Regions from separate parts of the Homo sapiens genome. Here region 2 is linked to region 1. A link is an interaction called in ENCODE POLR2A ChIA-PET data of the cell type or tissue named here. Cell type or tissue: PC-9. All regions are shown on one strand. Region 1 overlaps CEP43 (centrosomal protein 43). Region 2 overlaps AFDN (afadin, adherens junction formation factor).

The links. ChIA-PET counts read pairs that join two places held together with the same protein. Peaks named below come from ENCODE experiments on the same cell type or tissue, not always from the same donor. Only the 100,000 strongest peaks of a DNase experiment are listed, where the experiment ranks them.
Region 2: POLR2A ChIA-PET joins it to region 1 with 5 read pairs; 1 of 35 experiments calls an interaction of 5 or more read pairs at or near these places.

What each region holds. Positions count from the first base shown.
Region 1 is chr6:167,001,569-167,004,068 of GRCh38, reverse strand. CEP43 (centrosomal protein 43) reads right to left here. Exons shown (of 13, transcript NM_007045.4): 3 at 822-876; 4 at 258-346. Among named protein-coding and RNA genes, the nearest start is that of CEP43, 3.4 kb to the right of the region's middle. In PC-9, no CTCF peak of the experiment used is centred here; no DNase peak of the experiment used is centred here.
Region 2 is chr6:167,848,691-167,851,190 of GRCh38, reverse strand. All of the region lies in intron 1 of AFDN (afadin, adherens junction formation factor), which reads right to left. Among named protein-coding and RNA genes, the nearest start is that of AFDN, 23 kb to the right of the region's middle. In PC-9, no CTCF peak of the experiment used is centred here; a DNase peak (open chromatin) is centred at 1,160; H3K4me3 peaks cover 1,071 bases; H3K27ac peaks cover 2,500 bases.

The DNA.
Region 1 (2,500 bases):
GTGCACTCTAACATCGTATCAAAATTAACTCTATAGTAACACTTTTATTAGCAAGCTTTCAAGTAACACAAAGCAGCAACACTGGTGCCAGCTATCTGAAAGCTCATATGGCTTTTAAGAAAAACAGATAATCAACTACCAAAAATAATCTAAATGTAAAAAACTATCAGTTGTCAAATTCTATTAACTTTCAGCTTAATATTAACTCATTTGTATCAAAGGTTTCAAAAGATAGATGTAAAAATCATTATTCTTACTGTGCTAGTTTCAGGTTGAAAAACAGCCAAAGTAAAGTCAAGGTTAAAAAACTGAAGAAATTCTGCAACAAGACTAGCCACTAAACGACCTATAAAGATCAAGAAAAAGGTAAGTAAGCAAATCTTCAAAAACTGAATTTTTTAAATTAACATTATGAAATAGATACACTAAATTAATGGAAGAAAGGTTTCTAAATTTTTTAAGTTACAAATTTCCTCTTTGAATAATATGATTAAGTAATGAAAATCTCAATCTCCTGATTTTTTCACTGGGATCATCAGTCTGTAACTAACTGTAAGACAATCATCTCATAGATTTCAGTGTTTCGCTTTTTAATGGTTAATATTGGCTTTTTGTAGTAAAACTGGCTTTAAGCAACAACATCCCAAATCCAAAAATATGTAATAGCAACACGATTGTTGTACAATAAAATATTATTTTAAAATGAGGACCTATAACAATTGAAGACAAAAAAAAAGCCCTGAAATTCCTGATTTCTCCCAAATGGTATCAAGATTCAAAAATTCAGAGATAGATAAACAAGAACAAACTGAACATCTTACCGTCTTTGGTATTTAAAAACTTTTTCAGGCTCTCATTAACTAAAGGAGTTTTGTTCTGTTAAAAAAAAAAAAATTTAAGTGTCATGTGTTTACCCTAAAAACAACTACAAAATATAAAGTTTAACGTTTTCATTGATAAAATTATGGTTTTACAAAATCCATTCTACAACTGTTAATTACTACAGGACTTACTTTGTGCTATTTAGTAATTTCTCAAAGTTAATATAACAAAACCATATATGAAGATTTGTATTTTTAATTTTTAAATGTTTTATAAACTGCTTTTGAAGCTAGATATTTTCAAATACCTGTGTGAAATACAATTAAATGTCAACAACTGTTTATTATTTCAAATACATGAAGTTTGATAAAAGTTTTGTCATCTCAGGTATCTACCATTTATAGCATACTTACTATGAACAGGAATTTAATTATACACTTGTAATTCCCAGTTTATCCATGAAATGTGAGATGATCTTATGCGGCCCATAGGCCAACTTATTTTTGTAATTATACATTTATTTGAATAAGTATGGAAAAAATACTTCTAGACCATCAAGCCTGTGATTGTTGCTGAGAAGAGGCTACAGTAGGTAGCACATGGTAAGCTTCCTTAAGACCACATTAATTGCTGCTACAGTGGCAGCCTCATACACTGCTGATGGGAATGCAAAATGGCATAACGAGTTTGGACAGCAATTTGGTAGTGTTTCTTAAAAGTCACAAATATTCCTAGCATGTGACCTAGTCACTTCACCTCTACATATTTTCTCAAGAGAAATCACAGATCCAAGCAAAGACTTGTATGTGACTGTTCACAGAAACCTTATTTGTAATACTCAAAAACTGGAAACAGCCTAAATGTCTGTCAGCAGGTAATGGCTAAACTGTCATATCTGTACAATGTATTAATGAAATGATTTATTAATACATACCACAACATGAATGAATTTCAAATGCATTATGTTGAAGAAACAGACCAAAAAAAAAGAGTACCTACTATACGATTCCATTTATATAATTCTTAAAAAGGTTTGGGGTGGGGGAGAGGGTTACATAAGGGGCACAAGGAAAACTTTTGAAGGTCAAAAGTTTGAAGGATATGCGCAGTACCTTGATTGTGATGATCATTTCACAGCTGCATAAATTAACTATTAAAAATCAAATTGTACATATTAAATACTTTAGCTTTACTATAGGTCAATTTTACCTCAATAAAGTTGTTAAAATAAAAGACAAGGAGAGGAGAGATCCTCAAGGTAGTTGGTAGGCTGGTTCAGGGAATTCTAAGATAGGGAGTCAACTGAAATATTTTAAGAGAATGGAGGGACAGATCAGATGTGTACTATAAACAGCCAATCTAGGAGCAATGTGGAAAAAGGACTTCAGGGAGATGGTGAGGGACACCACGGAAACGGAGACTGGCAAGTAGGAAGGGGATAAGGCAATCTGGAAAAGAAGAAACAAGCACAAAGGAGGCAGCAGAGCACTCCCTTGGGGACACTTCAGATACACACCTGACAGACACAGAGCCAGGTGATGGCTGAGCAGGTGGAAAGAAGAGCAAGGCCTAAGAAACGCTTAGATTTCTTGCCAGATAAATGATGGTCCCATTAAGGGCATAATACAGTGGGCAGTTTAACATACAGGTCTGAAGCTCGGGAAAGAAACATGCATGA
Region 2 (2,500 bases), 850 kb before region 1:
CAGAGTATATATTAAAGATCTGTATATATGACGTGAAAAATGAAAACCATCAAACTTTGTAGAAAAAATAGAATGGCACTATACATATTTCAAATTCTATTGTTGAAATTAGCTGGGCATGGTGGTGGGTGCCTGTAACCCCAGCAGGAGGTTGAGGCAGGAGAATCGCTTGAATGCAGGAGGCAGGAGAATCGCCTGAATGCAGGAGGCAGAAGAATCGCTTGCAGGAGGCAGAGGTTGCAATGAGCCGAGATCGGCTCCAGCTATGGGCAACAGAGCAAGACTTTGTCACACACACACACACACACAATAAAAAATTATATTGTTGAAATACAATTTCTGAGAGTTGAAATCATTTCCAGTGATATAACTGATCTACCCAAATCAACCTATACACAAAATTATAAAATGTTTTGGTGTCTACAGAAAATAACCATGTTCTTAAATTCAGCCTCAAAATTATAATACTGAAAGAAAACCCAAGAAAATGTTTTATAATCTTCATCTTGAATCTGCAACTAAGATTCTTCTTTAAGTATGTGAAATAATAAGAAGGTTCTAAATTTGAACGATGAAGATAATGTACCATACAAATTATATACATGAACATTGGTAGATCAGCATTTACTTGGATTTACAGTGAGTTTCACATTAAAGTAAACACTCAAACTATAGCAAATGATTCAAAGAAACTTCCTATAATCAAAGTGCTTCCATCTATCTTTTTATAGTACACTAAAAATTGAATTCACAGCACTCAACCTACTCCAATTAAGAAAAAAAAACTTAAAGCAACTTACCTAAACCTAAAATATCTTCAAAGTACTGCATTAGGAAACAAACACAAGCACATTTTAAAACACAGGCAGTTTTTTCAAGCCTCCACTATCTTAAGACCTTTCACATTTCACACAAAACACATCCATGAGCGAGAGGGGGGTTGGGACAGAGGTGAAAAGAACAAATGAGAAAGAAAATAATTTTGAGGTAGAGTAACATGACTATTACTGCCTTATAACTGGAATTTTACAAACTAAAACAATGTGTTGTTCTGGTTCAAGTATTTGACATTCTCTCCCTGGTATCATGAGTGATCTTGAACTGCATATTTGGTGCCAACCGGTACCTCCTGCCTACCCTTCCAGTTTCACTCTTTGCATTACCAAATGACTACAGCAGATTGGAATGTCACTTAGTACCAGGCATGAGAAAAACAAAAAGGTAAGCTGTGTAAATCAGCACACGGACTTCTGAAAGGAGGTCAAGCTGTTTAGGAGGATTCTTATCAGTAGTAACTTACAAAAGGAACCTAGAACCTCGACAGGAAAAGTGACACTAATGAAACCAGCTCACTGTTCAATTAAGTTTTCTTAATTAATTCTCTTTGCAAAACAGAATCATGGTGAAAAGAACCAATCAGTGAAGTAGATTCTCATTTAATTTTATGGAAACACTCTGTTCACTAGAATAATACTCTTAACTCCTGTTTTTGAGAATCTTCTATACTGTTAAATAAATATCCTAGGCTAACACATACACATATAGATTTCTAAAAAGTACATTCTGAAACAAATTCTTTAGGTAAGTAATGGAATACACAATAGGCATGAACTCAAAGACAGGGATACAGAATATGATAAGAATATGGTAAGATGTGTAAAGTTCCATGAAACAAAAACCTCAAAATCACTGATTGGGTTTTTATAACATTACACTGTTCAAAAAAATCTCATATAAGGATACTTTTGAAGAAGGTACTATCATTTCTAGCTATAATTGAACACAAAATAAGAAACGGCAACAAACAAGAATGCAGAGTCAACCTAGAACATACAATACTAAACCTAAACATGTTGCTGGAAATCTCTCCCCCCCCACAAGTTACATTACATGATACAAAGATAAACATATAAAATCAAGGGAAAGAAAAAACCCACAAATACTAATGATGACAATGCACTACAAATAACAACAGTATAAATGCCTGCCTTATGCTAAACATTGTGCTAATAAGTACTTTTTATGCGTTATCTACTCCAATTTTCACAACAACCCCATAAGGTAGGTATTATTACTGTTCCTGTCTTACAGATGAAGAAACGGGGCCTAAGGAAGATCAAGTAAGTGGACCATGTTCACAGAGCTAATACCAGTGGGCCAGAATTCATACTCTGGCAATTTTGAAACAAGTCACTTTCAACCACTATGCGGCACTGCGTCTCATCCTGCTGTATAAAAATAAGGGTGGAAAACACCCAGTTCCAGCAGTATGGCAGACTAAACAATCAGTAATCATTGTACTATACAATAATACAAAATGAACATTCTGTTTAATACACAGCTGAGTCTGTAAAAAAGAGAAATCCAATTAAAGGGAAGTAAAGGCTAGATGAACATATGAAAACATGCTCACCGACGGAAATCAGGGTAACAAATTGAAATTATTATTTCAAATACTTTAGAGCATATCAACAAATCTGAATATATTGAGGAGGGTGAA